2 separate regions of the Homo sapiens genome follow, and region 2 is linked to region 1. Evidence: chromatin loops called from intact Hi-C (ENCODE). Cell type or tissue: IMR-90. All regions are shown on one strand. Each heading gives the region's core, and the rest is flanking DNA. Links, peaks and the distances in the headings are about the cores only.

The links. Peaks named below come from ENCODE experiments on the same cell type or tissue, not always from the same donor. Only the 100,000 strongest peaks of a DNase experiment are listed, where the experiment ranks them.
Region 2: a loop joins it to region 1, with 2.7 times the contacts of the local background. A loop is called at or near these places in 17 of 110 quality-filtered maps.

The regions. Positions count from the first base shown.
Region 1 is chr5:35,648,569-35,665,219 of GRCh38, reverse strand. It overlaps SPEF2 (sperm flagellar 2), which reads right to left. Exons shown (of 37, transcript NM_024867.4): 6 at 15,795-15,859; 7 at 10,494-10,680; 8 at 6,013-6,201. Among named protein-coding and RNA genes, the nearest start is that of SPEF2, 39 kb to the right of the region's middle. RefSeq lists a silencer at 11,519-11,813. In IMR-90, for the core only: no CTCF peak of the experiment used is centred there; a DNase peak (open chromatin) is centred at 8,309.
Region 2 is chr5:35,763,698-35,780,348 of GRCh38, reverse strand. SPEF2 (sperm flagellar 2) reads right to left here. Exons shown (of 37, transcript NM_024867.4): 26 at 16,647-16,651; 27 at 8,593-8,740; 28 at 6,328-6,456; 29 at 3,954-4,092; 30 at 1,003-1,232. Among named protein-coding and RNA genes, the nearest start is that of IL7R, 85 kb to the left of the region's middle. In IMR-90, for the core only: no CTCF peak of the experiment used is centred there; DNase peaks (open chromatin) are centred at 6,168 and 8,858; H3K27ac peaks cover 2,041 bases.

The DNA of each region.
Region 1 (16,651 bases), core at 4,507-12,506:
TTGCTCCCTGCTACACCACTGAGAAGCTGTGTGACTTTGAGCCTTCTAGTCTTCAATTTCCTGATGTGTTAAATGTAAATAAGGATGGCATCCACTTATGGTCGTTGAAAGAATTATATTATACATGCTTGTAACAAACATAGTACAATGCTTGACTCAAAGTAAAGCTCAAAAAACATCAAATATTATTGTAATGAATTTTCAATAATTATAGTAGGTAGCACAGAAATTTGAAATCAGGAACTGTCTTAATATAGAATAGTTTTGCAATTGTCTCAAAGGAAGAGATTAGCAGATTTAATCTAAAAACAAAACAAAAACGCTCAAAAAATTGAGAGTGAAAGAAAAACACAAAGTTCTCCTCCCTCGTTTTCTCTCTCTCCTCCTTCCTTCCTCTCTCCCTCTCCCTCTTCCTCTCCCTCTCTCTCCCTCCCTCTTTCTCTCTCTCTCTCTCTCCTCCTTCCTTCCTCTCTCTCTCTCCCTCTCCCTCTCTCTCCCTCCCTCTCTCTCTCTCTCTCTCTTCTTTCCCTTCCTTTCCCCCGAGATGGAGTCTTGCTGTCATCCAGAGCTGGAGTGCAATGGAGTTATCTCGGCTCACTACAACCTCAGCCTCCTGGGTTCAAGCAATTCTCCTGCCTCAGCCTCCCAAGTAGCTGGGACTACAGGTGCACACCATCACACCTGGCTAATTTTTGTATTTTTAGTAGAGACAGGGTTTCACCATGTTGGCCTTGAACTCTTGTCCTCGTGATCCACCTGCCTTGGCCTCCCAAAGTGGTGGGATTACAGGTGTGAGCCACCATGGTCAGCCTTTCCTTTCTTCCTTCCTTCCTTCTTTCCTTCCTTCCTTCCTTCTTTCCTTCCTTCCTTCCCTCGTCTCTCTTTTCCCTTTCTTTTCTTTTTCCTTCCTTCCTTCCTTCTTTCCTCTTTTTTTTTTTTTTCTTTATTTCATGAGCAAGAGCAAACGTGGTACTGCCCTTATGGACTTTACATGCCAGTGGGATAGGCAAACAGTCAAAAAGCCACACAAATACATGTATAATTACACACTATGACAAGTGTCATTAGGGCAAGACCATGGGGTATGAGGCCTGACCTAGACAAGAAGGGGCATATGCATGGAGCTTTGAAAACAAGTATTAATTGGGTGAAGGCACTTGGGAAGAGGGGCAAAGTAGAAGAAATGACTTGTTCAAGGATCTGAGAGCAAACCAATGTGGCCAGAACCCAGGCAATGAAAATGAAGGGGGGCAATGAAGCCTCAGAGGGGATTATATGGAAGACCAACAAAGGCTGGAGCAGCCTCCCCAAAGTTTCCTGTGCCACTGAGGGTAGCATGTTGGCTGCAGTAGCTGAGGTCTCAATAGTACTGGGCTTGCACCTGATGACTGTAGTGTTTCCAAGATGGCTTGGCCCTTATAACCTGGGGCATTGTACATTCTCTGTGTGCAGAGGTAGGATGAAAGAGTAAAACTTAGGGTTGATTTAAGGAAAATAAATAATGTTATATTCTTACACTCTCCAGTTTTTGGTCACCAATTCATAACCACTAAAAATGGATAAAGGAAACCACTGCAGTAGTAGTACTGCAGTAGAAACCAGGGGTGGTAGTGTAGACATGGAGGAAAATGGACACGATGAAGAGAAATTTAATACATGAAAATGATAACACTCAGTGGATATTTTGGGTATGGAAGAATAAGGGTGAAGCAGCTTTCAGGTGGGCCCTGAAGTTTCAGGCTTATACAATTTGATAAATAATGATGCCATTTGTTGAGCTATGGAACATTGAAAAAGACTAGTTTCATAGCAAAGGTCATACATTTGGCTTGGAACATGTTGAATTTGAAGTGTCTCTGAGACATATGACCACAGATGTCAAGGAATACTAAAACTATGGCCCTTCATCTTGGAGGACAGAGGCATAACTGCATGGGTCATCTGTCTATTGCAGTAAATACTTCACCATGGTTGTGGATGAAATTGTCTGAGAAATAACATAGAAAAGAATATAAGGAAGTCAAAGATGAAGCTTTGAGCAATCTGTTAATAAATGTTTTGATATAAGGGAACAATGGGCCTGTAAAGACAATGACCCTGCTCCTGAGAAGGAGCAGCCAAAGAAGTAGAAACAAAATCAGTATTTTCCACAGCAATACTTAATAGAAAGTAGCCATGGAATAGCAAATAAATACTATTAAAATAAGTAATACAAATATTATTAATACTTTGTGAGCATAGTTAAGAAACCTTAAAGACCTTAATAGATTTAAAAGTACTTTTAGAATGTGCCATCTCCTCCCACTCTCAAATAACAATAAAAATGACAAGAACAATAAAAACTAAGAACAAAGCTGGAAGCATCGCACTACCTGATTTCAAACTACACTACACTACACAGGGCTAGAGTAATCAAAACACAAAAACAGACACATAGACCAATGGACCAGAATAGAGAACCCAGAAATAAGACCACACACCTCCAGTCATCAGATCTTCAACAAACCTGACAAACACAAGCAATGGGGAAAGGATTTCCTATTTGATAGATGGTGCTGGGATAACTGGCTACCTATATGCAGAAGATAGAAACTGGACCCCTCCCTTACACCATATACAATAATTAACTCAAGATGGATTAAAGACTTAAATGTAAAACCCAAAGCTATAAAAACCCTGGAAGACAACCTAAGTAATGCCATTCAGGACATAAGCACGGGCAAAGATTTCATGATGAAGATGCCAAAAGCAATTGCAACAAAAGCAAAAATTGACAAATGGGATCTAATTAAACTAAAGAGCTTCTGCACAGCAAAAGAAACTGTTGACAGAGTATACCAACAACCTACAGAATGGGAGAAAATTTTTACAAACTATGCATCTGACAAAGGTCTAATATCCAACATCTATAAGAAACTCAGACAAATTTACAAGAGAAAAAACAAACAACCCCATTAAAAAGTGGGCAAATGACATGAACAGACACTTTTCAAAAGAAGACATACAAATGGCTAACAAACGTGAAAAAAAAGCTTAACATCACTGACCATTAGATACATGCAAATCAAAACCATAATGAGATACCATCTCATACCAGTCAGAATGACTATTACCAAAAAGTCAAAAAACAACAGATGCTGGTGAGGTTGTAGAGAAAAAGGAACACTTTTACACTGTAGGTGGAAGAGTAAATTAGTTCAACCATTGTGGAGGACAGTGTGGCAATTCCTCAAAGATCTACAGGCAGAAATACCACTCAACCCAGCAATTCCATTACTGGGTTTATACCCAAAGGAATATAAATCATTCTATTTTAAAGACCCATGAATGCCTACATTCATTGCAGCACTATTCACAATAGCAAAGACATGGAATCAACCTAAATGCCAATCAATGATAGACTGGATAAAGAAAATGTGGTATATATACACCATGGAATAATATGCAGCCATAAAAAGCAATGAGATCATGTCCTTTGCAGAGACATGGATTGAGCTGGAGGCTATTATCCTCAGCAAACTAATGCAGGAATAGAAAACCAAATACTGCATGTTCTCACTTATAAGTGGAAGCTAAATTATGAGAACACATGGACACACGGAGGGGAACAACACATACTGGGACCTTTCAGAGGGTGGAGGGTGGGAGGAGAGAGAGGATCAGGCAAAATAACTAATGGGCACTAGGCTTAATACCTGGGTGATGAAATAATCTGTACAACAAACCCCCATGACACACATTTACCTATGTAACAAACCTGCACTTATACCCCTGAACTTAAAAGTTAAACAAATATATATATATTTTTTGTTAACAAATATATATATATATTTATCTTGGTATATATATTTTTTGGTATATATGTGTGTGTGTATATATATATACACACACTTTGGTATATGTGTATATATGTGTGTATAATATATATATATATATATATATATATATATATATATATATATATAATATATACCAAAAAAAAAACCTCCTTTCTTCACATAAAAGAAGTAGAATGATAATGCTGTAGGGAATAAAATGGATTTTGTTTAGTTAGTGAATGATACTGGAAAGAAGAGGTGACTGTTAATTTGGCAAACTGAATTCAACATTTATTGATTGATTTATTCAGCTCCTACTTATGTACCAGCTACTGTTGGTGGAGGAGTTGATAAACTCAACATGTATGGATGAAAGCCATAAAATCCAACCATCTCTAAGGGAGAGATGCCAAGGAACTAGATAGCTCCGCTGTTGGAAAAGGTAATCATGTGAGAGGAAGAAATATAATTTTTTCAGATGCTTCAGAACCTCACAATTTAGGTCTCTCAGGCTTTAGCAGGCCCAACTGTTCCGGTCCTCTGAAGTTAGTTCAACCCCAGTTCAAGAAAGAATAGATGATCCTTATCACTGTGAGACCAGTCCAGCTAAACATACTTTGCTATTTAGCTGAGCTTGTGAAATAAACATATTTTTCAAATAGGCACTTAGAAAGATAAACACATCATTTCTAATGTAAGTAAATGCCACTCAGTCTAGTCAAGTCTATTGTTGCCAAAGAAGAGAGATGAAACAATCATCCAGATAACTCAGCTCTTGAAGCCAAAGAAGACATTGAGGTCAGCATTCATTCAGCTCAAATTCATGGGGTATGGTTCTCTCTCCCCATTCCATACCCACCGTTTAGGCTATGCCTGTTCCACAAAGGCAAAAGCAACACTCTCCTCCCTGCAAAATATGCTACTTTCCAAATGATATTTCTAAAAATTGCATAATTTTGGCAAAAGTTACATTACACTTTCATGGGGTATCACAGTGGAAGCTATGAAGCTAGTAAATAAAACACTGCCCTCCTGTTTTCTATAAGGTTTCTCTTCTGCCCAGTCTGGTTTTGTGAATATCTTATGATAGTAAAGACAGGCTATCTAAAATGCCACTCACAGGAGTTCTCTTCAATCAAATGTGGACAAACGGATTAAATAAATCTGAAACATCCCCAATAGGAAGTAGACAAGAAGTAATCCATATACTCCATTAATAAAATCAATCTATTTTTTTTTACTAGAACTCACATATACATAAAGTTTGGGACAAAAATAATCTATTAAATAATTAAAAGATTGGATATTTTGATTTTCAGAGTTGTAAAAGGGCCGAGACACAATGATACCATAGTAGCAAAGAGCACAGCTAGCAGCCCAGATGTGAGTTTCTGTATACCATTCTCAACTACAGTGCACCACAGTACCCTAGATAAAGCATTTATTCTCATTCTGAGGAAGGAATAGCATAATATGGGCCTGAGGAATCTCTTTTTTTTTTTTTCAGAAGGCAAGGAATTGTTGATTAAAGACTAATGGTGTCTAGTTGAAAGGAAGCAGCTTAAAAGTTCTCTCACTGCCTGAGGATATTTACCTAGAATAACCAATACCAATGCCTACTCTAGTAAACTTAGTGAACTTTTAAAGAAAAAAAAAGTATCTAAAAAAAAAGTAATGACTCAAGGAACTGAAAGTTAGACTATCACCATTCTTTTTGGCAGCACACTTCATACTTGAAGAAAACAGAGTGACATATTTAAGATATTCAAGGAAACAAAGTGTGAACTAACCATTTTATATACAGCCAAACTTACAATCAAGTATAAAAGGCACACACTGTTATAAGAACTCAGGGAATATGGTTTCCATGAGCCCTTCATGAGAAACCTATTGGAGAAAGAGCTTCAGACAATCAAAATGACTAGAGAGACATGGACATAAGGGTTGGTGGTGAGCATTAAGTACTTAGCTACTTGTAGAACCAAGATTAAAAGAAGACAGTATAGTACTATGTAGCAGCTACATGCCCTGTTGATGGAGTTATACAAAAATAAAAATGGGCAGATAACAGGTTGATCATACAAAAGAAAATCTTATTAGATGATTGGCAACAAAATATAGCTTTGTTTACCACGACTTGGTAGAAAGAAACAAAAGTAACCTTAGAAAGATTTCTAAGGAAGATGGTATTTACCGCTTCTCGATCAAGAGCATCCTGGAAATCTTTAAGTCGTCTTTCCTCATGTTGTTTTTCTCTGAAAATTCTGTTTTGCCATAAAACTTCCTTTTCATGCCGAACATGCATGAGCTGCACGGCAATCCTGCGCTCCTGCTGGGACTGCCGCATCAGCCGGTTAATCAGCTGTTCCTCCCGATAAGCCTCCTGAAAACACCAGGGGAATTATTTGTTAAAGTGACGTCCAAATTTCCCGCTGAGCTACGAAGCCTATACAGAAACAATATACAAAAGGCATAATGTTCATCTAAATCAGTTTCTGTCATTTGACTTAATTTGAACATGGCAAAAAAAATCATGTTATGAAATGAGGATTTCCAACAAAAGTTGGTGTTTAGAAACATTATGGCTTTGCAACTCACAATTACTTTAAACAAATTATTACTTCATTCAAAACATTATTAGAAATAAATTAGGTGATTTTTTTTCAAGGTTTTAAAAACAAGCAAATAGCTAATGGATACTAGGCTTAATATCTGGGTGATGAAATAATCTGTACCACAAACTCCTGTAACACGAGTTTACCTATATAACAAACCTGCACATGTACCCCGAACTTAAAATAAAAGTTAAAAAAAAAATAAGTGCTATAACTCTAAACTTAAAAGCATGTTTTCAGAAGGTTGGGATTATGCTGTACGCATTTTAACATAACTACTAGTTATAAAACAAATCAGGCATTGTCAGCTGAAGACTGCAGATCTGATTAGTTCCCCGTGAGGATATCACAATACCAACGTGAGGAAAAGCTATTAATACAAACTGACAGAATGTGAAGCCTGGAGAAGAGGCTGGGGGAAATGACCTACTGCTTATCTTATCTGAGTGATCATAATCTGAAAGAAAAACTAGATAGATGTATTCTTGGCTGTTTGAGGAGAATAGAAAGGTGACCAGTAAATGAACAGTGGAAAAAAAACATTAAACTGGGAATCAGAGGACCTGGTCATCATAATAGGCTGGGTGGCCTTGGGCAATTAACTCAGTTTCTCGGGCCTATTTCTCATTAGGTAAAATTATGGGTTTAGGTGGAAGATAATATCCAAGTCCCCATCAAGCTCTCTCACTCTTTCGAAACAGAGACATCATGTGGAAAGAGGAGGTATCTATAGTACTCAATGGGGAAGACATAGAAAAATATCTAGAGACCAGAACTTACTCTGGTCTACAACCACTATTTAATTTTCCAAAGATGCCCAAGCAGCTCTATAGAGGAATAGGGCACTGCAGGAAAGACCTGACAGCTAAGTATTCAAGGGTCTTCTAGTTAAGAAGTGAGGGAAGGGCCTGGCGTTCAAATGCCAGTTCCAAAGAAATGGCATAGAAAAGATTCTTAGAAGGCAGAGGTAACTGACTTGGGGCAAACCTTAATTGGCCAAGACACTAGCCATATGACCACAAAACCAGGTGGGAGCCAAACTGTGTTCCCAGTTTGAATACACTTAAATGCCTATGAAGTACTTTAACAAGCCCAAAACTAAACTCACTAACTCCCCTTCAGACCTGGTCCTCTCCCCATATTTCCCCATCTCAGTTGATGATCCTACAATAATCCACTCTGTGATCTAAGACATTAGGGCCATCCTAAGTTCACTCCTCTCTCATCACTCCTAATACTCAATTGTTCAAGAAGTAGTCTAGTAAACCTCCTAGGTATGTTTTTAAACCACCCCCCCGATTCCATTCCATACCCAGTGACACCACCCCTATCTTGAACAACATCAGCCCCTCCCTACCAATCCTTTTCTTACCATCCCTACTCTCAAAACCTATCCCCTAAAAAGTCAAATTGATTTTTATAACTTTAAATCTCATCATTTAGTTCACATAATTCCACGTATTTATCAATCAGTAGGCAAGATATCAACTTGAGCACAGGTCTCTGGCTGTCTCTTCACCAGCCAAACTAAAACAGGAATACCTAAATTCCAGGGAGAAACTGGAACAACTTGAAAGCTAGGGAAGATATTTTGAGGCATTTCTGATGGATTAAGTGCAAATGGCACCAGAAGAAAACATTCAGGGCTGATGTGGGATTTATGTCATGCTTGTGAAAAGCAGCAAGTAATTGAAGGAAGTAGAATTCCTAGCCCTGACATATACCATTTTTCCTCTGGAGGAGAGGAGAATGGATGGAAAAACCAGCCATTGTACACATAAGAATTTCCCATTCCACCACTGTGGACCAGGATCTCTTGTGTCAGTTGCACAGGAGCCTGGGCTCACTACATTCCATAGGAAGGAGGTGGTAGGAATGGAGGGAATGCAGCATATGCTTCAGGCCTGGTTCTAGGAATAGCAGCTCACCCACACACAGAAAAGCAGCAGCACAAGATGAGGTTCCTGTGATGGAAATATATAGAGCCCTGGCTCTTTTTTAGGCCCCTTAGGTTGCTGGATTTCCAAACTGGTAAATATACCTCCAACTCTAGTTTTGAAAAGTCAGTGTTAATAGCATCCTAGTGGAAAGTGAGGAAATCTAGAAAGAATTCATTTATTCCATTTTCCAGGCAAACGCCAGACCTAGATTACAAGCAGAAAATTAGTGAGAAAAAACCTTGCAGCCAACACACAAGTACTTTGGAACATACATAGAAATGTGTTCAAAATTTCATTGCTAGGTAATGAAACTTGAAATGGGTAGGTATTTTAAAACTAACTTTTCAACTATCTAGTTTTCATAATTTGAAATTCTTCTAATTAAAAGGGAGATAACCAAACTGATTGAATAAAGATAAAATTTGAAGAAATCAGAATATGAAGAAATAACTTTCTAGCACAAAGAGATGTGCAGAGCTATTTTTCTGAACTTTCACTAAGAAAGAAGTGGAATCCATGAATAAATTTCACTTCTTCATATTTATATGAAGGCTTTATTTCCTTTCAGCGAACAAGCAGACCAGACGTGGGTAGGTGAATAAAAGCATCTTCAAATGGTCTTTGTAGACATGCAGATTTGTCCTATTTACATTCCCAACTGAAATCACTGCCCACCCCAAGTTTGTTCCTCTTACCATCTTCCATATCTCAGCAAATTACACCTCCAGCCATCCAGGTGCACAACCTAGAAATCCAATTTTTCATCCCACTTTTTCACTTTCCCTTGTTTAATGAATCAATAAGTCTTATTGATTTTACCTCCAAAATAGCTCTTAAAGCTACTTCTCTCAATCCCTATTGCCACTACACTACATTTAAACTGGGATAATCTCTTACCTGAATTACAGCAACAACAGACTTGGATTGCCCTTCTGTAATCTATTCTCCAAACTAAAGCCAGAGTGATCTTTCCACAGGCAAGTCTGACCTGGTCACTCTTATTCTGCTTTGCATTCAAACAGGAAATCACAAAATCTCCTATTTCTTTCTGTGTATCTTACAAGGCTCATCATAATTTGGCCTCTGGTGACTCCTGCCAGATGGCATGACTTTCAGTTAGCTAAAAACACTGAGCTTTCCATGTGATATTCCCTTGTCTGGAAACACTCACCTTCCACCACCTTTCCTGGAAACTGCCCCTAACCCTGACCCCACCACGACCATCCCACCTTCAATTAGCTAACTCCTGACTCTTTATCCATGCTTCTGCTATTGTCCTCCAGACACTGTCTCCTGAAGCAAGCCAGGTGGACTTCTCTAAGTGTCATTCACCCTAATCCCTCTTTCACCTTCACAGAACTTTCACACTCCAATGTACTTGCTGTTTGTAGATGCTCCTATAAACAGAAAGCTCTGGGAGACAGGTGTCTTGTTATTCTTGCTCTCTGTCATATCTCTGGGCCTATCACAAGTACTCAAAGCATAGAAGTTCAATAAATATGTGTTCAATGTAAGAAATGATCAGTGATTCTCAAGCTGCAGTGGCGTCAGGATCACCTAGACAGCCTGTTAGCACGGATCACTGGGCCCCACCCCCAGAGTTTCAGGTCTGGTCTGGGGTGGGGCCCAATAATCTGTATTCCTAAAAGTCCCAAGCAATGCTGGTGCTGTTCGTCCAGGAACCATGCTTAAAGAACCACTGGAATAGACTGGCGAACAAAAGGAGAGGATGAACAACTTTTCCACATTGTTTTCATTAAACCATTCCCTTTTTCCTCTAAAAGTAACAATAGAGTACACATGGCAGATACAGATTTTAGGTTCCTTTTAATGTATTTTTTATTAAGGTAAAATATACATAACATAAAATTTACCATTTTTAAAGTATACATTTGTCTTAATTACATTCACAATGTTGTACAACTATCACCAGATTTTAGATTCTTTAGTAAATAGCTACTTTTCTTCCTAGTATATTTGCTATTATGATGAGGATGTGAAAGTGACATTTGATGCAGAGTAGCAGACAATACATATATAAACTACATATTATGTGTATAGAAGACTACATTTTGTAGAATTCCCAGCACTATTACTTAACCTTCATCTAAATATCTTACCTCTTGTGCTTCGTGGGCTATTAACTGGTCCATTAACAATTTCCGCCGTCTTTTCTCCCTTTGCTCTCGTGCAAAAGCATCTTCTTCAAGGCGCTTCTGGATTTTTTTAATGTACTCGTCATCTGAGTAAGTATTTAACAAATCGGTGGTTGTCTGGCCTGCTGTATCTAAAGAAGTCTTGGATGCACTAAGAATAATAGTTTTTATTTTAGATTTTTAAATAATAATGTGATCCCATGCCACTATCTGTGACTATGGAGAAAGACCTCAGGAGAAGGATCCCTTGAGTTCACTGTTAATTTATTAATACAAGCATTGAAGAAAATATTTGAAATCAGTGTGATACCAATAGCTTATCAACAGATCCCATTTGCTTCACCCCATTTCTAAATTCTCTGTGAGGTCCTTATCATAGCCTTCTTTCAAGGCCCATCAGCTTTTTATTCTTTCACCTTTTTTTTTTTTTTGAGATAAAGTTTTGCTCTTGTTGCCCAGGCTGGAGTGCAATGGCGCATCTTGGCTCACTGCAACCTCCGCCTCCTGGGTTCAAGTGATTCTCCTGCCTCAGCCTCCTGAGTAGCTGGGATTACAGGCATGTGCCACCACGCCAGGCTAATTTTGTATTTTTAGTAGAGACAGGGTTTCACCATGTTGGGCAGGCTTGTCTCGAACTCCTGACCTCAGGTGATCTGCCCACCTTGGCCTTCCAAAGTGCTGAGGATTACAGGCATGAGCCACTGTGCCCAGCCTGTTATTTTACTTTTTTTTTTTTTTTTTTTTGAGACAGAGTCTCACTCTGTCACCCAGGCTGGAGTGCAGTGGTGCGATCTCGGCTTACTGCAACCTCCGCCTGCTGGGTTCAAGCAATTCTCCTGCCTCAGCCTCCCGAGTAGCTGGGACTACAGGCACACGCCACCACGCCCGGCTAATTTTTTGTATTTTTAGTAGAGACAGGGGTTTCACCATGCTGGTCAGGCTGGTCTCGAACTCCTGACCTCATAATCTGCCTGCCTCGGCCTCCCAAAGTGCTGGGATTACAGGCGTGAGTCACTGCGCCCGGCCTTACTTTTTATGATTTTCATTCTAACCGGAAATTCTGGATTTCTTTTCCTCTTCTTCCTGCTGGCTCTGGGCCTCTGACCTCCCCTGTTTTGAGTCAACAATAGGCAGACTATTGATAACCCAAGTGTCAGGGAAGGCACAGCTCGCAACAGCAGACCAGGCACATTAATGCCAGGTCACTAGAATACTTCTATGTACAGATGGTTCCATCTACTACACTCTTCCATCATCTATGAAAGTGCAAGTTACTCTATCAACTCTCAGATCAATTTTTGACTGCTTAGAACAGTCGCTGAACACTTATTGAAAACACAGCAGTTGAAATTTGGCTTGCTTGCCATGCCACACATGTAAGCACAGGTCTGACTGGCTTCTTGCTCATGCCCTAGAGATTCAAGTGAGAAGACTCAACTCAGAGCTCTTGTCCTATCTCATGTCCAAAACGTAAAGGATCAGGAAGAACCCAGTGGTCTTCCCAACAGAAAGTTAAGCACATTCAATTTAGTGAGTCAAATGGGGGCTTGGTACAGAATTCATAGATTCATTCCAAATTTATCATTAAAAGATACATTTTTATGTATACAAAGATCAAATAATCATCAATTCTCATCTGCATCCTCTTCAAAAAGTAAACAGAATAATACAATAGTACAAGATATACCATAATGTTACTTGCCTAGAAATAATGAATTTTTATATTATGTATAATCATTGCTTTTGTTACAAGTAATTAATATATTTGGTTTACAATATTACTTATAATCTTATTATTCAAAAAATAAGGATATATTATTAAAGTGTGTAGAGACTTGTCATCAATTCTTATATAGACACAAGTACTCTGATAAAAACATAGTTAACTCATGTTTAATTTTTATGATGTAATACCTGCATATTTATAATATAGACCATATTGTAGTATAGGTCATAATTTGGAGGTTTGCGCCTCCCAGCTGATCTCCTAGTGAATAAGAGAAGTATCCTATTTTTCTTCTGCCTGCACCTGTGCCTAGCATGCCCAGCAAATAGTTGATGTCTGCTAAATTTCAAATAATGTGCTAAAAAACACCATACATACATAAAAATCAAACTAAAGTTCCAATCATTTTATCAGCCGGGGCTCAACCTTTGATTGTATTCTGTCACTGAGAAGAGTTGAGCACAAATTATGTAGGTACCAAGCACTCAGTAAGGCCAAAGACAGAGTTTAACCCTATCTATTTATTAAGATTTAGTATTTAATTGTGTAGCGTAACACTTTTAGATCTTTCATCAAAAATCTTATTATATTTGTACTTAAGTGTGTTGTGTAAAAGCTCCTGCCCTGGATTGAGCGTGGGTTAATAGCTCTCTCAACACAATATTTATGCTGTCAATAATATACTTAACAAATTGCTTCTCCTTTATCAATTAGTCAACCCATCCATCTGTTGTCTTATTCCAATAAAGGTGAAAAAAAACTACACATTATGTACTTGAATAAATATTCATTTTACTAGATGTAGGTTTCTTGAGGGCAGTGATTATATTTTCTTTTTATCTGTTTGCTTGCCAGACCTTCATCTAATGTAATAATTGTATGTGTATAATCTATTAGTAGCAGAAACCTTGGTCAAATTTGTGTTTCTTAAGAAGTAGTTGCTGGGAAAAGCCTCTGACAAATATATTAACCCAAATACCAAATTACAGCAGCCAATAACCCCAGCTAAAGAAACAAATAGCAGACAGGATTTATTATTCATCTAAAAAATGAAAAAATGGAGGAACCTTGTTACACGGGGAAAAACCAGCCATGAGGGCTCTTGCATTGCTGGCATGAGACATTATTTCATTCTTCCACAAAAGAAAAACGATGGACTTTGAGGTGGCATCCAGAGAAACTGTTCAGGAGCAGGCTATGAAAAAGGCAGCTGCAGAAAGTGCTCCTGAGGTTCAAGTTGGGAGACTGTATTGCCTTCTGGAGTCAAGTTAGTGTGAAGTTTTTCAATGTGCCCAGAACATTCTTGATTCTAAGCTAAGATTCAGCATGAACTAAAAAAAGTAGTGATTAATGAAATGGCTTAAGAAGGGTGCTATATTGTAACCATAGCCTCTGTTTTCTTGAAAAGTTTGCTCTAGGCCAGCACTTCCCAACGTTTTTCTTTTTAAGGCCAAAAGAGAAAACGAACTTTGTGCAACACACTGGAAAGGATTTAGATTCTCAGATGAAGCTGTTCACAGCCACAGGTAACTGGCCCAGGGACTTCAGCTGCCCCAGGCCTTCTCCTCCTGCTGTAAGTGAGGGTGTCAATATCTCAGATGCCCTCTGCTGGAAATCTTTGGCAGGACCAAGTGAAGGCTTCTGTGAAGAAGGGACCTGACACTACTATTTCCCTCCCTTTTCTCTCAAAATAGAACCCCAATTTTATGCAGGGAAACAGTGTGTCCAGTTAAAGACTACGTTTCCCAGCTTCCCACTCTGTCAGGTGTGGCCATGTGACTGAATGCTCTCCAATAAGATATAAGCAGAAATGTTATATGGGACTTCTGGGAAGGCTTTTGAAAGAAGCTATTTCAGATAGGAGATATCTACTTTTTTGTCTGTCTTCCTTCCTGATATCTGGAACATGGGCCAAGTGGCCGGAGTCCCAGCAACCATCTTGTATCATGAATGTAACCTTGAGGATGAAAACCACACAACAGGACAGTGAGGCAAAAGAAAGGAGAAGCCTCAGTCCTTGATAACCCTGGAGCTACAGCATACACTATGGGCTGCTTACCTTCTGATTTCTATTACATGAGAGACAAGCAGATTTCCCTCTAATTTCATTCACTGTTGTTTTGGGGTTTCTGAAACTAACTGATAGAGACCTAGGGTCTGGTTGGGTTGGCAAAGGCAATAGGGAGCAGGTAAATGTTTGCAGCTGTAATGTACAGGGATGATCTTTAAGACATTTAATAACTGACATGGCAAGGACACTAACCAATAGACATGGATACTGGTGCAGGGCCTGGGAGACAGTGCTGTGCTTCATCTTAACTATGGTTGCTAAACTGTGTGGAAATTGAGGGGTCCCAGGAAAGGGGCAGGCCAGGGAGCTACAGAAAGTAGCATTCACCAAGTAGCAAAGTATTCAGTAGTTTAAGATGGTCTTTCTGGTGGACACCAACTGTTTATCACCACAGAGCCTATGGTTAGAGAGATGGGTGAAAGAATGAGAAGAAATTGGTATTTTCATGGGCCAAGGTCAGGGTAGGTGTGTGCTAGGGTTCAAGTGGTGGCTGCATGGATGAGGAGACTTGGATTATGTTGTTTTTACAGGTCAGGATCAACACTGATAAATGGGAGTGGGAATCAGAATAGGGCATCAGGAGTTTCTGCAGAGGGTAGGAGGAAAGGCAATGTACATGAGTATTCTCCATTTTGCTTAATTTTCTTTCTTACACCTGACTTCATCATTTCTTCCTTATGGCTCTGATTTTCCTTGTTCCTCCTCATTTGACTGTCTCTCCCTTCCGTCAGGAAATTTTAATATGAAACTGAAGTATGTAATTTTTTTCTGCTTTTCTTTAGAATTAGTACCTTCTTTAACAGAGATTTATCTCATATTTCGTAAGATGTAAATGCATAGAGTTTGGATCATTTCCATTTAAAAATATAAAAAAACCCAAGTTGTTCCTACATATGTCATCCCTAATGAATTATTTTCTGTGAATCAATGACCTCTCATAGAAAACAAAGTGTGAAGGAGCTTTATCTTTAGGTAGATGAAGCCAGTTAATGAGGAACTTTGTTCAATGGACCCACCAAAGTGACTGTCTTAGTGACATTTGTTTAATGAACTCATTCACTCAACTTCTTACTGCTGGTCTCTATGCTAACTGCTGAGGATACAGCATGATATAAACCAAACTAGAATCTAATAAAGGATTTACTGTGACAAATTTAAATTAGTGGTACCTTGAAACAATTTTAGTGAATGTTTAAAAAATATGTGTGAACTTAGAAGAATAAACATAGCACAGAAAAATAAATCAACTTTACATTTCGTAATAGTCTCTTTCTCTCAGATATTTATAACAGTTGCTAACAATCTGAACTTTAGCTCATTTATCTTCCCTAATTACTCTCTGAATCAAGATTCTTTGGAGTGAAAAGATCCTGGAATAGCTCTTCCAGATAAACTATTTCTAAATATTCAAAAGCTATGTGTAGAACAGAATGCGGTTTTGTAATTCTTAAAATAGCTCACATCTCACCTTTCTTTTGCTTGGAGATCCTTTTTTATTAATGCTTCGAACTTCTTAATTTCATCAGCCACATCCTTTAAAGAAAATTCATCATCAGTTCTCTGCCTCTAAAAACCATTGAAAAATCTTCATTTACACATTCATTCAAGTTTATAAAGTGACAAGTACTACTAATTCAAGGTAATTAGGATATGAAAAGCTGCATTCTAAAAATTTTTTTTATAATTTTGATTTGTTGCTTTTAGACTGGGCTAACTATACCTAAAAGAATGTGAAAATTGCCTCCCCTGAATCATTCACTTCATGATTTTGACAGGGCACCAAAGGGCATTTCATTAGAATAAAGATTATCAAAGAGTCAGGACATACATTTTTGGATACAAATATTTCCTTTTCTTTTTTCTTTCTTTTTTTTTTTTTTGAGATGGAGTCTCACTCTGTCGCCCAGGCTGGAATGCAGTGGCGCGATCTCGGCTCAAGGCATCCTCCACCTCCCGGGTTCAAGTGATTCTTCTGCCTCAGCCTTCTGAGTAGCTGGGATCACAGGCATGCGCCACCACAACCGGCTAACTTTTGTATTTTTAATACAGACAGGGTTTCGCCAGGTTGACAAGGGTGGCCTCAAACTCCTGACCTCAGGTGATCCTCCCGCCTCGGCCTTCCAAAGTCAAATATTTCTTTAAAAATGGTTGTCCTGGGTGTTTTAAACATTCCTCATGCAACTTTATTTACACTATTAATTAGTTATCTGAAGTTTAACTTTAGGTCATCTTTGTGTTTTACAAACACTTTTTAAAAAACTTTAATCAGGCCAGATGCAGTGGCTCACACCTGTAATCCCAGCACTCTGGGAGGTCAAGGCCAGT
Region 2 (16,651 bases), core at 4,406-12,405, 120 kb before region 1:
GCTTGGCAAGGAAGCTTTCGGACTTAGAGTAATGCTCTTTTTACTAATGATATATGATGTGAATTTCTGGAAATACTGGACTTTTTTAAAAAGTAACATTGTATTAATACTAAAGTCAGTTGACTATGCTACAGGGAAAAGTAATAATTTCCCAATAAGTAGTATATGTTGAAAAGTAAAAGAAATCTGCTTATGAGAGGCAACTTAGTTCAGTGAGAAGGGGCAAGAACTTTGGATCTGCAGAGTTCTGAATGATATATGACCATAGGCAAAAAATCTGCTAAACTCCTCTGTGAGTCAGTATCTAGACCTTTAAAGTGGAGATGATAATCCTATGTGATCTGTCTGAATTACTTGTGCTATCAATCGACAGAACTCATTGAAGAATATCTGGAAGTAGGAAAAGGCTGAATAAAAAAAGCCTGTGCAGATGCTGTAGGTCCATGCTGATAAAATGTGAAAGAGATAAAATTGTTGTGTGCAGAAAACATTTACACATACATATGAACAAACCGACTAATTAATTAAGCAAACATTTTCTAACAGCTTATTTGATTCTGCTTATGGTCTACAAGCACTGAGGGAAAAGGCCAACATAAAAGGGAAATCTTCTACTGCCTGGTCTCCCCTCACAGAAACACAAACTCATAATCTCAATATAAAATCTAAACTAGAAGTATGCACAAAGTCTTTCTGTAAGCTGCCAGGTGGAGTAATACTCAAATATACAAACTTGTCAGCAAGGGTCGGGGAGGACAGGAGAGAGGAATTACCAGGAATGAGGACCACCACACTGCTCAAGCATTATTCACAGTGGGTCCTGCTTGTTTAATTAGGGTCTATGTTGTATGAAACAAATATTTAATAAACTAGAACAAAGCAAGGGCATGTTTTAGTGCCACATGATCCCATAGAGCTGATTTTACTTGTTGGCAAGTGATTTCTGTCCTGGTTAATCTTAACCTTTTTTTGTGCTCTTTTCATGATAATTATTTTTCCTACCTTTAGGTGCCATATCTAAGAACTGATCTCGAAGACTGTCAAGCTGTTCAATGGTCAGGGTACCATCTTCTTCCTTTTCTACAGGTGGAGGACGTATTGATGGGGGAGGATCTGGGAAGACTTTTATATTGCCATTAATGAAGAAGTCTTCTTGGCTTAAATAAAGTTCATTCTGAATTTTTGTAGATGTTTCAATGTGATAGCGAGCTACGTCAGTTAATTTTTCTGTACTGAAAGTGGTAAAATGGATAGCGTTAACCCCATGAAAGATACTATTAGATTAATAAAGTTTGCTTATAAGACATATACACAAAAGTAAACAGATTATATAGCTCTTAGACAACTCCATCTGCATGCTTATAAATTTCAATTTGTCCCCAAATCTATTTTGTAAAAAGGCAGGGTATAAATAAATGCAGATTAAATAGAAAATGCATGCTTATTAAACAGCTACTAGTTACACATTTTACACAAAACTGAACTTAAAGAGAACCTATTAAATATAGTTTTTATTAGTATTAGAATATATTTTACTATGTAAGCAAGACTATATCAAGGGTTATATTTCATACTAAGTATGAACCAGAATAAGGTTATATGGCATAATACTCTGTAAAACATGACTATTAGAATTACATTTATTTGGAATTAGGATGAATTATAAAGTGAATCAAGTTCAATAATGTATTTCTAGAAGAGTGGCTTTTCTCTATTTCTGTCAAAGAAGTTTGATGTTATCTAAAACAAAGATGTCAGAATAGCCTCTGTTGTATATAATCCATTGAAATTGCTTTGCTATCTTCATGAAGAATAACAATTCCTAGCTAGATAACATGGTAAAGCAGCAACAGCTGGGAACCACTATGATGCGGTAGAAAGAGTGCTGGAATCTGAGTTCTCATCCTAGGACACTCTCTAGCCAGAGATCCTGGGCTCTCTGAATTTCCTTGTCTTTGCAATGGAATCAACAACGCAACACTCCCTATCTTATGGTTATTAATGTGAACTCATATACGGCAAAGATTTAAACTGTACTGGGGGTATAGTTAATGACCTTTTAAAAATTATTTTAAAGGCTAGAGAAGTTTTATACATGAATAAGTGCATTATCGCTGTATTGAAGAAAGGATCTTGTTTATATATTACAATGAAAGTGAGCAACACAGAAAAATGCATATTTGATCTCATTTTATATAATTCATAGGCACCAAATATACCACATACTGAACATATAACTGAAAATTTAAAAAGTAGCATTAGTTGCTGTCTTTCAAAAGATACTCTAGAATTCAACTCCAGAATGTTGTCTTTGTAAGTGTCCATGTAATACGTGTTAGCCAATTAGTTTATGCTTTTAGGGTGGTTGCGTGCTCGGGGACAGAGGAGGTCACTGGATAGCTGCTGAGTTTACGTGAGTGAGGAGGGACTCCAAATGTGGATTGAGACCCAACCATAGCCCGGCACGATACTCTGTAAAACATGACTAGTAGAATAATACCTTTACTGGGCATCAGGATACTAAAACAGATGCGCGCCACCTAGTGGAAGGTTACTAAGAGTAATCTTAACAACGGAAGGAAAAAAGTGCCAGGAAAATAAGAACAGGATTTGAAGGTCAAAGGGATCTGCCAGCTATTTATTTATTTATTTATTTATTTATTTATTTATTTATTTATTTATTTGTATCACATTTCTAGGTTTTAACTTCTTGTGGCCACAGTTCATGACAGCATCTGTAGATTCACAGGGCAGACATATACAATATAAATCTGAGAAATATGAATACATCTGCTAAAATATGCATTTACACTGGATGGCCACATGGATGGGAGCCATGAGTCCCAAAAATGAAGAAGATAGACTTTCATTTCAAAATAGCAGGCAGAGAACAGAAATGAATATTATTACTGTGTGATGCTGATGAGTAACTGACTTGGTTATCCAGTAGCAAAATGATTTTAAGCATTACTGCAGTAAGCTTACTTATGCTTGTGTTTGTATTTTTTATTCTGTTTAATGTTTCTTTGTTTGTTTTACTATGGAGCAATAGTTCTAAACAACTAGGCTGAAGACTTTACAAAAGAACTTCACTATGAGACAAGGACCAGAGAAAACGAACCATAACAGCTGCTTTTTACATGAAAATTGTTGCTTCTAAGAATAATTGCCTTTTGAATACTGTTTGTGTAGCAACTTCTAAGTTTTCAGTAAATGTTTATTGTAAACTGTAGTGCATCTTGGAATCTAGATCTAGGGTAAACTTCTGAAATAGCCTGGCTGGAGTGTTTCCTTGTATAGATGAAGCCAATGAGGCCCAGAGCAATCAAGCATGCTACTAATTTGTGGACAAGATGGGGCTCCTGGTCTGGACAATCATGACTCACTCTGCTGACCTGCCTCTTTGTACCTTTTAAGGTTGAACTAACAGGATGAGAGTCATTGCCCCTCAGTAGCAACAAAGGTCTGGGAAGTCTTTGGAACTCAACAGAAAAGTAGAACTTGGGGTTGGTCTTACAAGAGAATCAGTCTAGCTGGTAAAACATTCCAGTGAATGACTTTTTAATCTCCCCTTAATTGGCTCTGACTGATAATAAATCTACCATTGGAAAAGTATCAAGGATTATTTTACTTCTAAAAACTATTTTTAAATTACCTATAATCTTACCTTGTAAAATAAGGTTCTCATTGATTAGTATGACAGCTAAACTCATAAATATTGTGCAAAGTTTAATATAGCAATAGAACCCTTTGATGCATGATTTACTGTTAGAAAAGAGTTAATACAAACATGATAGTAAAGCTCATATTATCTGTTTATACACGTGATTTCCTAAAAGGCCAAAATTTATATTTGTAACTAACTTAAATTTGTAAATACCTTAAAAATCTTCATCAATTTTGGTACTTAGAATACACAAAGCATATTTTCAGAAAGTCATGTAGTACTTTACCTGGCCATTTCATTCAAATACCTCTCACCAAGCCATTTTTCCATGAGTTTATATACATCAACCACCTTTGTTACTAAATCTTCAAGAAGAGCCAATGCTTTTGTCTTTATCAGTTCAAGTCGAAATTGCGTGGCTATTTCTATTTGCAAAGAGAAATAAGAATGTTTTAACATATTGCAGTGCATGCATTTACTAATGAACAGATTCACTTTGAAACCACTGGTGCTTCAATTTGTGAAGCTTTAGGTGCACGTTTAATATACCAGAATAGATAAGATGATATCCATCTCACTGAAAAGCAAAATGTAATATGTGGTAGAGTCATTTGAGAAATTATCTGAACCAAAACTATAATTGAGCTTTTTATCTATTGCACTTTGTAGCAATCTACTCTTTGATAAATGAAATGTGAAAACACGCATAGGTAATTTCTGAATTTTGAAAAGGGAGTGGGGACCGTGCTTATCTCCTTACTTTAGAACCTGGGGTGGCATTGCCATTGTATTTCTCAGCACCACTAAAATCAGGGCAAACTCCATGTGCCCCTGGGCCTATTACCGATCCTGGCACATAATCTGGTTGGTGGATTTTATCTCCAAAATTTTTCCAGTTTCTCTTTTTGGCTTTTTTCATCATCATCGCATAGTTTGGGTGCTGATTATCTCTCACTTAAACTGTTGCAATAGCCTCAATCCTACTTTTTCTAACTCTCTTCCCCCACCTCAAATCCAAATCCACCTCCACACTATCCAGAGTAATTTGTCTTACCTGCAGATGTGATCATAATCACTTTACTGCTCATAATTTTCCCTAGCTCCCAGTTGCCACCAGGGAAGAATTGAACATTCTTGGCAGTGCCTAGATAACCCTCCATGGTGTGGCCTCCCCATCTCCCAAGTCGCTCCTTCCCAGAACATGCCTCATGGTCCTAAGCTACTCACAAGCTGATATGCCTCTTACCCCTCTCTCTGCCATGGCACGTAATACTCCTCTTCATTCTCACGCCAATTTTTCCCCTGGAAAAACTTATCCATAGTCTTCCAATTCCGCTCAAGAATTAGTTCCGTTGGTAAGTCAGGAACTCCCCTCATGTCCCCTTTGCCCAATATGCCCACCACCAATATCACATTTTTTTTTGAGACAGGATCTCACTATGTTGCCCAGGCTGGATTCAAACACAATCGATCCTTCACCTCAATCTCTTCAGTAGCTGTGACTACAGGCCCAGCTGTCAACAGGTCAACATGCAACAGTGATTGCATTTCTCTTCCTTGAGACTGAGTTTTATTTTTTGTTTATGTTTGTACATATAAATGTGTGTCTCCAGCAACTATCACAGGACTTGGCACAGAGTGGAAAGTCAATAATCATTTGTTATATGCATAAATGAATTTTGCTACACTAAGGATCATGTATGGAATGAACTGAAAGATGAAGTATACTGAAAACCACTGAAATCAGATGCAGGGCAGGCAATATGGGAGATGCATCTGTCCTGGACTTGCCTGATGCCACAGTCTCCCTGTGTTCAACTGACTTCAGATTTTATTGTTGGGGTTTTAGAAGTGGGTGGTAGTAAGATGGGAAGGACAGGGGAGAGAAAATGAGAGAAACAAGGGATGGAAATCATACTTAGTAGTTAATAGTCACTGAGTAGTTAAAGGTGTCTCGGCATACCCCATGCCACATTTTTGTGGTTTTGTCATCTTGTATATTGACCGTGTTTTTTTCCCTTAGGATATGTTTGCTCAGTTTCCTGATCTTTTCAGATTTCATTTAGAATTGCATTACAAGACAATTCAGAGAGCCATAAGGAGAATATGTTTTGTGGAGTCATAGCTCCTATAGAGAAGAACACCTCTGAACATAATAGATATATGACTGGCTCTCCTATGGCCTTTGTTCCCAAGGACTCATTTTCAGGGCCTGTTAGCCTTTAGTTAAAATTTATTTTCCTAATTAGGTACCTAAATTATTCTTACTGTAATATAAAACCACTTACTTTAGGTAGTCCCTATCTAAACCTGTAAAATCATACGAACTTTCAACATTTTCTTTTGTTTCTGTTTTATGAGATTTTAATTACTGCTATTGCTTTTTCTAACCCATTACCAAATTCTTTTTGGTTCTTTTTGAGATCGTGTCATCAGTTAAGACTGATTAGGTGATGCCAAAACATCTGACTCATGCAACACTCAAATCTAGTCCTCACGTGGTCAAACGAAAACAGTCAACTGAATATTGTGCTTTTCAACCTCTTTGCTGTATGTTCTCATAGACATGGTCTGAGGCAATTGATGAGCCAGTTGTGGGCTGTTTGGCTACTGGTCTCCTTTCTACTGAAAAGCATCATCTTAGTCGTTTCAATCGCTACCTTCAAATTGCAAGGCAGCAAGGTGTTCTTCTTTTATTTTGACCCTCAGTTCATTTTTCCTTTTGATTTCAGCAATTTCCTCTGTTGTTACTATGACAGGAGTTGCTTCTGCCATAGGTGGTGATTTACCTGAAAGGGCAATGAAACATGCTGAGTAAACTAACAAAATACAAAGGTGTGCACATAGTACTTGGACAGAATGAGCACAAAGCAAAGTTTGTTAAGCTATAAACCTCTAGTGATTCGGAAACAATGAAACCTTGGTCCTCCCAGCATCTGTGATGAAATATTGAATTTTTCCTTGAGAATTCTCTGTATGGTTCCTGGGCTGGACTCATATAAAAACGCCCCATTTGTGTAGTATAATTAAAAAATAAGGTATGTAGCAAGTGCAAAAATGGTTACAGTTTCCAAACATAGTGAAATCCAGAGTTTAGGGACAGAAATTAGCAAATCCCCACATAGTGCTGACCCCATTAGACACCTGCAGAATTACCACTCCATAAGGGATAACTTCTATTAGCAAAGTGTTTCCTAGATCTTCACCAAAAAAGAAGATACGAGAATAACCTCAAGAAGATGTGGGTGAAATGCGGGTGATTGTCAAGAATCTGTAATCTCTTTAAATATGATTATTATTTTTTGAGACAGTCTTGCTCTGTCACCCAGGCTGGAGTGCAGTTGCATGCTCATGGTTCAATGCAGCCTCGACCTCCCAAGCTCAGGCAATCTTTCCACCTCAGCCTCCCTAGTAGCTGGGACTACAGATGTGTGCCACCACACCCAGCTATTTTATTGTATTTTTTTGTAAAGACAGAGTTTTGTCATGTTGCTTAGGCTGGTCTCGAACTCCTGGGCTCAAGCAGTCCACCTGTCTTGGCCTCCCAAAGTGCAGGGTTACAGGTGTGAGGCACTGCTCCTGGCTAATTTAATTATATTTTAATTAGAACTTAACTATAAGTACATCAGTGATTATATAAGAGAATTACAAAATATAAATTTGTCAGTACTTATCAAAGGATTTACCCATGGGCTATGGCAATATGATTCTAGTTGCAGGGCCCATTTACATAGCTCTATTTTCAGTTCAACTAATCTTTCTTGAGGGTCTGACTTCGAAGGGTTCAAATCTTATAGAGAAGATACTGTAAACAAAGAAATCGTAATATGTTGCAATAATAGATGTATATGTAAGTTACAGATGAAGGAGAGATTAATCTCTCTGGATTTCTGTTTTATCATCTGTAAAATTAAGGGATCAGACCCCAACAGTGATTCCATTAAAGTCAACAGAAGCACTTCCCTTATTCCTGCCACTTGAGATGGACTAAAGTGGTGCGTTCTTTATTGAGGTAATACTCTTCCCTTTCCTTCAAGTGCCACTGACCCACTCCTTCCTCCATCCTCAGTGCTTTCCTTTAACTCCCATTCCTGGCTGCTTGAATGTTCTCTATCTAAGAAGCATCTTCTACGCCCTCAGATGGAGAAGGGAGACCTTGTTCTTAAGGTACTTGTACCTCCCCTATCAAAGCACAATGGTCACATGTCTCTCTCTACTGCAAGACTATAGCTGGATTAGGGCAGGAATTGTGGTTGTGATTTTTGGTTTTGTTTTTAATTTACTATTGTGTTCTTGGCATCCATCTAGAGCATTTCACATAGCAGGTGTATAATAAACATATCACAGACAATCTATGAGTGGAGTGAGTTCTGCTCATTTGCTTCCCAGGATTCCACTTCAGAGGGGGAGGGTAATGTTGATGCCAAAGCTATTCATTCCTAAGGTTAATTAGGGATCTCTTTCAAGACGTATTTTCTGAACTCTTTGTTTTCCCTCATGCTACTGAGCCAGGGATTTAGGCAGGAGGCCTCCAAGAGAAAAGGACTTGCCCCTGAAACATACACATAGCTTCTAAAAACATAGCTTTTAAACTTCTCTTTGTTACTGCAGTGTTAGCCTTTCTGCACAGACTTTTCAGATGACATAGTACCATCCTGGAAGTTCTTTTAACATTTCAAAACTGTCTTTGAGGTTTATTTTACCCTGAGTACATCTGGCTATTTGGTTAAACAAGTTAGGTGGGCTTGGTATGCAATATGATTTGCCACTAACACCACAAATCATAGAAGCCCGGGTCTCTAGTTTAAACCTAATGAGTAGTATTTTAGTGGCTTAGAGGCTAATAATGTGTCCAGTTAAATGCTCGTTTTCTACGAAGGAGAGGTTTAGGCATCCAGGGTTCTGAGTGCTAAAACCATAAATACCTTTGGGTTTTTTGTCTTCCTGTTTTTTCTTGGGTGGCTCCTTTTTGACTTTTTTATTTGCACCCATCTGAGGAGATTTTTCTTTGGGGTCTGCTGGCTGGTTTTCTTTTTCTTCTTCCATAAGCCTCTGATGAATTTCAGCAGCCACCTGGTTGCGTAACAGCAATATTTCAGTTAATGTCTCATTTACAAAATATGGCAACCATTTGGATGTAGTCATTACTAAATTCTGTTGAAACCTTAATCCACTGTAAACAATTGTGCCCACGTACTCGAACTTTACAAAACACACCCCACCATGTTTTACTTAAGTGGAAACCTGGCCCTGTCCCAAGATGCGGCTTCCCTTCCACCATCTATGTGGAGGCTGCTCGCTTTCTCAAGCCCCACCTGCAAATCATCCTTACGTTTCCTCACTGCCACCTCCAGAGTGTCACAACTCCATGGTTATGCAAAAATTCCTTTCTTTTAAATCTCAGACACACATTTATACTTCTCAGTTCCTTTAATCTCTTGACTTCCAATCCAGGGTATTTCTCTGTATCAATGTTTCTTAACCTTTTTTGATAACTGATCCCCTACAGAGTTTTTTTTTTATTTTTTTATTTGCATTCATAAAATTTTAATACTGCAGAAGCATATTTGTTTATGTTCTGGGTGTATATTTGTGGTTTCTTCATACATATATTCATCACCCTCGGCAACAGCCAATTTTTGGGACAGCATGCCCTGTGTTAATTGGGTCATGGACAGTTGAATCCTGGGCTCCTATTCTACTTGAGCACTAAATATCACCCCCAAAAGACTGAGTATTTGTGAGGTTGACCCATTCCACAAGCTAACCCCAAGGTTCTTAGCTTCCCTGCTGGGCTGACTTTCAGCTTCTCTCCATTCCACCAAGTGCCTCCTTTCATTCTCACAAGTGTCCTGGCTTGAGATTAGTTGTTCTGTCACCTCATTCTAAGTGCTGAATGGAGAAGCTCTGTCCTTTCCCACCCACGGGGTCAGGAACTGCAGGTATCCCTCCACCTCTCCTCTGTGGCTGGCTCTGCACTTCAGGCAGCAGAAAAACCTTGTCCCATGACAACACAGACGAACCTGGAGGACATTATGCTAAGCAAAATAAGCCAGGCACAGAAAGGCAAATACTGCATGATCTCACTTATTTGTAGAATCTTAAAAAGTCAAAGCATAGAAGTAGAGTGTACAAGAGTGGTTACCAGGGGCTGGGGTGGGTGAGTATGTGGGACAGGGAAAGGGGAGATGTTGGTCAAAGGGTACTAAGTTTCAGTTAGATAAGAGGAATAAGCTCTGATGACATCTTGCCCAGCACCGTGACTATAGTTAATAATAATGTATTGTATATTTCAAAATTGCTAAAAGAGTAAATTTTCAATGTTCTAACCACAAAAATAATAAGTGAGGTAACAGATATGGTAATTAGCTTGATTCAGTCATCCCACAATGTATACAGACATCAAAACTTCACAGTGTACTTTATAAATATATGCAATTATTATTTGTAAATTAAGATTATATATATGTACACGTTTGTCTTCAGGCTTGTGTCACTGGGGTTGTACTTGCAGTTAGAAATACTGGACATTTTGCAATAAGTTCAACTGCCCCTGGGGAGGCGAAGGTTGTTTATGAGTGTCACCCCAAGAAATGAGAACCCAGGAAAGAATCCCAAAGGTAGAAACAACACACACACACACACACACACGCACATGCACACACACACACACACACACACACACACACACATTATGGAGGCAGTAGCAACACAGGGTTTAAAACTCTAAAATCTCAATAAAGCAATTGGTGAAAAATGGGGGTTATTGAGGGCTTATTTAATTATTTATAATTTCTGGGGAGAATGGGGTGAGGGGATGAGAAGACAAAGATTAATGAAGGTGAATAGAAAAATGAATAAGGCATAATCTCTACCCTCAAAGACTATTACAGTTTTGTGGGTGAGATAGACCAGCCAGTTCCCGCCTTCTCCAAAATTCTGCCACACTGCATACCCCATGGCAGCATGTAACTCTTCCCAAGTGTTCTATGAGTGATAAATCTTGCCCCATTGTCCAAAGGGGCCTCGTGCTTCCCAGAGCTAAACCAGTCCTACTTCTTTGTATTCTTCACAGCTTTGAGTGTCTGTGCTGTGCTCAAAGGGGATGCCCAGTAGGTGCTTAATAGTCAATGGACTTTCTTTCAAAAGAATCATATTCCACAGAATGCACCCTCAACTTCTTCAATATCAATAGAATCTTGGAGGAATACAGAAAGGTTTCAGAGAGCAAGCAGATTTCTTTGTGGTTTTTTTTGTCTTTTTCTTTCTTTCTCCCTTTGCTTTTTCTTTTCTTTCTTTTTTTTATCAGATGCCCTTTTGATAAAAATGAATACCAGATACTGTACTTGCAAGTTCTTAGTAAAGCTGAAAGCCGACTTGCTAAAATTCTTCCCCTAAATTGCAAGCAATTCAATTTTTAATCGGTTCCTGCAAAGCACTGTAAGTTAGCAATTTTCTTCAAAATTGGATTTTTCTCCCTTGTAAACAACTTTGTGATGATGATAATTATCATAATTACCTGCATAATTATGCATCATAATTGTCTGAATTTTTCTGGTCCACTTCCCTCAAAGACCTCTGGGTTGCTATCAAAAATTAATGTAATTCCCAATTCATTCAGCAATCTAGCTTATAAAGCTGGAGAGAACTTTAGACATAATGCCTTGACATTGTGGGTGTTAAAAATATGACTTGTTTCTTTGAAATCACTGCATACCCACTAATTAGAAGAAAGTTTTGCCAAAAATTAACATGGTCTACTAAATGGATAGCTCCTGGTAAAACTGCTGTGTAGAAAAAAGCCTGTGTTAAAGTGCTCTCATTTTTAGTTGCACTAATCTCAGCTGGTGCTATTTGCCCCACAACAATTTAGTGAATCACACCTGTTTCATTAGAAATTCAAAGTTGCCTTAAGATTGTGTGATATCAAAGTCAAGCAGTATTCAAATATGATTGTTAGTAATATTATTACTAAGCAGTCCATTTTCCTATGCTTTCTATAAGATTTTTTAAAGTCCACAAGGAAAAGGGTACAATGTTTAATGCATTTCTTAACGTAGAGATAAGTTAAAATATATAGTTTCTAAAACACTTTACATACATTATTTCATTGGATTTTTTCAGCCATTCAATAAAGTAAAGATAGACTATCTCCAATATTATAGATATAGCCTAAAGAATTAGAGAGGTTAAGTGATTTTCCTAAAATCATATCAGCTTAATCAAGAGGCATAGCTATATGATCCTCCCTTTCTAAGAACATACTATTTTTCAGTGTCATTTTCTCAGGTAATTTTAATGGGATTCATAAGACTTGTAGATTATGTCTATGTTGCTCATTTAACAATAAGAATAACTCATTTTTTTCTAGAGCTTCTACGTCTGGTTTCCCACTTTCTGGTGCTTGGTACTTGTTGTGGTCTCTGCTATGATCATCATTGTCACTAACGTCATCACTAATATTGACATCAGCATCATCAGCATAGCAGCAGCACCTCAAGACTATATTGAGGGCTTATTATTATATTATGTTTGATGTGGGCATTATGCTAGGTCCAAGGTATACAAAAAGTTTTAGAATCTAGTTAAGTATTCAGACTAACAACTAACAAAATACAGATTACAAAACAACAACAACAATAACAACAACCACCTAGATACTAAGAGCCAAATGAGTAGGAAAGACAATAACTGCTATGAGACTAGAAAGAGCACACAATTACAGATGGCTAGGACTTCAGGAAAGAGACAGTTAACTGGTCAGGAATCAAGATAGAAACTAACACTGAAGACCTAAAGAAGGTCAAGGGTGTGAGATTCTATGATGGCAAGTGGAGATCATCACACTAACCCCTTCTTCTCTTAGGTCAATAATGAAAAATCATTTTAGTATCCTTATACACATCATATCCCATTTATAAAAAATCTAATACTTATTTTCCTTTATCTAGTTCATTTTGCCCATTTAAATTTAATGTAGTTGTAGATATATTTGGGCTATAAATCTACTATCTTCTCTGTACTTTCTATTTGTATTGCTTGTCCTGAATATTTTTTCTGCCCTCTTTTCTTTGCTTCTTTTGGATTGGATATTTTAAATTTCATCTTCCCCCCATGTTAGCTTGGAAATAGCACACACTAAATCACTTAGTAGCTACCCTAGAAATAACACCATGAATTATTGACCAAATAATAGACTTTGAGGAGCCACTAATTCACGGTGTAATTCCTAGGGCAATTGCTAAGAGACTAGTAACAGAATACATGATGACCAAACTTACAGAGGGGAAAAAAAGCAGAAAAGACACAGAGAAGATGAAAATGAAAGGATGAAAAGATATGACATATAAACAATTTCTAAAAGTATAATTTACAAAACAAAAGCACTATATATACAGAAGATTATTTCATAATAAGAAAAGGTTCATTCCACCAGAAAGATTTCACAATTTAAAATCTATATTTTCCCAATTTCATTGTCTCAAATATATATAAAGCAAATTGACCAAAGTACAGATGATCTTATTATAACTCTCTTCATAATTCAAAGGAGAAAACAAATGAGAAACATAAGATTTAAACAATGATATTTAATAAATATTTAAAATACATAGTAAAATAATATATCAAAATATTTGTATATAAACAATGAAGTGCAATATGTACACTAAACACTTAAATGAATATATTTCAAGTACACATGTAACACTTCAAAAATTGACCATAAGGCAACTTCAAAAACTTTTATGAGAATATGTTCCATGAATAAAATGTAATCAAGCCAGAAAACAACATATTATTTTGAAAATTAAAAATATATTTCTAAAATGCTTTGAATTCGATGATAAAAGTAACATATTAGAAACTTTGAGATGAAGCTAAAGTAAGCCACAGAGGAAACTTTAGAGTAGCAAATGTGTATGTTAGAAAAAAAAGATTGGATACTAATAAACTATGATCTATCTCAAATCCCTAGGGAAAGAATGGCAAAGTAAACCCAAAGAAAATAGCACGAGGAAAATATGATATTAAGAAAAGAAAAAAAGACACATAGTAAAATAAATGAATGAAGTTAAAAGTCAGTCATTGGAAAGCCTGGTATAACTGATAAACATCTGGCTAAGCTGATTTAAAAAAAAGAGGAAAAGCACAAATAATAAACATCAGAAGTGACAAAGTGGACGTCACATAGACACTGCAAGTATTAACACAAATGTAGGCCATTTTAAATAACTTCATACCCATAAATTTAAACATTTAGAAATGGAAAAATTCTTAGCAAAATAATATCTACCAAAAACAACTCAAGTTTTTTCTAAGAAGAAACAAACCCAGAAACATTGCATAATCTATTAAAGATAATGAATTCTTGGGTGGGAGGAGGGCAACAGAAACTCCTGCTACAAACTTCCTATAAAACTTTAGTTCTAGATGGCCTCTTAGTGAATGCTACCAAACATTTCAAGAAGAAATAATCCCAACTTCCACAAAATTTTCCAAAGTATAGAGAGGAAATATATCCAGACTTGATTTATTAAGCTAGTATTATCTGGATGCTCCAAGCCATCAAAGATAGCATGAGAAAGGAAAATTACAGAACTCACTCACTTTCATTATCTCATTCAAAGACTAAAATTCTAAACAAAGTATTAACAAAACAAACCCAGTAATATTTAAGAAAGATGACGTCTCATTAAAATGTTGGACTTACTCCAGGAATGTGATGTAAGTTTAACATTAGAAAATTGGTCAATGTGATTTTTCATATTAACAGAAAATGCAGAAAAAATTATATAATACAGGCAGAAAAAGCATTTGAGAATACAATTCATGAAAAAACCTCTAGAGTAAACAGGATATGAAAAGGAATGCTCATAATCTGATAAATACTTCCTTAAAAATCAGCAGCCAACATTTTTGTGAATCTTGACAAGCTGATTTGAAAATTAATATGGAAAGGCAAAAAGTTATGAAAATCCAAAATGTTCTTGGCAGATGACAAGATGGGAAGATTTGCTCATTCAGGTAACAAATAAATGGTATATTGGTGTGGTGTTGGTATAAGCACAGACAAATGGAGCAATGCAACAGACTTACACATAAGTGGTCATCTAATGTATGACAAAGATGATAGTGCGGTGAAACGGTGAAAGGGTTTAGCACTACCTAAGAAAGCTGAGGTATTAAGTATAGTATTGTCTACTAGCTTTGAAGATAGCACACATTGCTAGATGTATACCCAACAGTTATCTATGCACATGGGTACCAGGAGACATGTACAAGCATTCATAGCAGCAGTATCCATACCGACACCAAATTGGAAACCCAAAGGTATTATCAAAAGCAGGCTGGTTAAATAAATTGTGATACATTCATATAATGCAACACAATACAGCAACAAAAAATGAACAACATAAGATGAATCTCACAAAGAAAGTTGAGCAAAATAAGACACAAAAAAGACAAAAGATATGAGTCCATTTATCTAAAGCTCAAAAGCAAGGAAAACTACACATCAGTGTTTAGAGCTATAGACTTGGGTAATAAAACTCTTAAGAACATCAAGGAAATGATTCCTAAAAAGGCAGTATGTTGGTCCCCTTTAGAGAATTCGAAGTGGGTTAGAAATGGGAAGGAGCAAAGAATGACTAGGTAGGTGCAGCCCTTATTCTATTTCTCTCCAGGTAGTGGTGCCATGAGTATTTACTTTAGGTGGGTTCATTAAGTCATGCAATTATAATTCATGCATTTTCCTTATGTATGTGAAAATCCATACTAAAATGTTTTTCGAAAGAAGCAGAAACAATGAGAGGAGTTATCATTGCTTGTGAGAGGGAGAAAAGAAATAAGCGGGGAGAACAAAAGAAAGAGAGGGAGGAAGAAAGGAAACACAGGCTGCTTGTATGAGAAGGTCAGAGAAAAAGAAGCCTGAAGGCAGAGAGGCCAAGAAGGGACTTGGAAAGTGCCCAGTTGGAAATTTTGTTTGCTGTGAGATCTGTGCTGCAAGGTCCTCTTCTACCACTTTCACAAAATCTTTTGGAAAGTTGATGCTGCTTTCTGTTTGAATGCGATATTTCATGGAAACTCGAAGAAGGCTTGGCATGTTGTGAAAAGAGAAGACATCTTGGTAGACCCAGGACCTGGCAGATGAGGGAATAGCAATTGATCACCTGAGTTAAATTCTGTGTGTATCTTCCCCATGGTGTGGCACTTCTGCTTGGATTAAAGTTATGTGTATGCCTCCCCTTTCCCTTTGATTTGGGTAGAAATGATATAAGCTTTGAAGTCATATAGACCTAGGTTCAAATTTCATTTGGATATTTACCTGCTAGGAGAACTTGGGCAAGTTTCTTAGCCTTTCTGAACCTTAATTCTCCATCGTAAATTGGATAATAATAATACTTACCCCATAGGTAACTTAGGAAAAATGCCTAGCAGAGGGGTTGCCAAATAGAGCCCTTATAGGCCAGACTGTGATTTGCTTGACTCTGCAGAATATTTTTTAAAAATTTTTATTTCATTTCTTACATGTTAAAATTAGTAGTTTTACATAAAAATCTGAATGTCTGGCTTTTCTTGGAAAATTGGAAAATCTGGCCATGCCAGACCTCATTTTTAAATGGCAATTGCATGTGCCCCTGCAAGCAGGGATGTGACTTCTGCTTGGCCCCAGACCCATCCCTCCTGATTGTCTTACACTTGACCCACCTCATTAACATTTCCTGACTGCCTTTAGGCCCTGCATGTGGAACCAGAGCCCAGCACAGAAAATAACCTAAATGTTGGTTCGTTTCATGATCTCAAATATTTGTTGACTGAATCACATTTCTCTATTTCTTTCAGAAAAAAAATGTTTCGAAGGTACAATTTTCTACAGTGCTTGAGAGCATTGTGTCAATTTTCCACTTATAGCATATTACCAACCTTGGTACTTAATGAATGTGTATTACTAACAGAAAATATAACGAGCACTGCTTACCATGT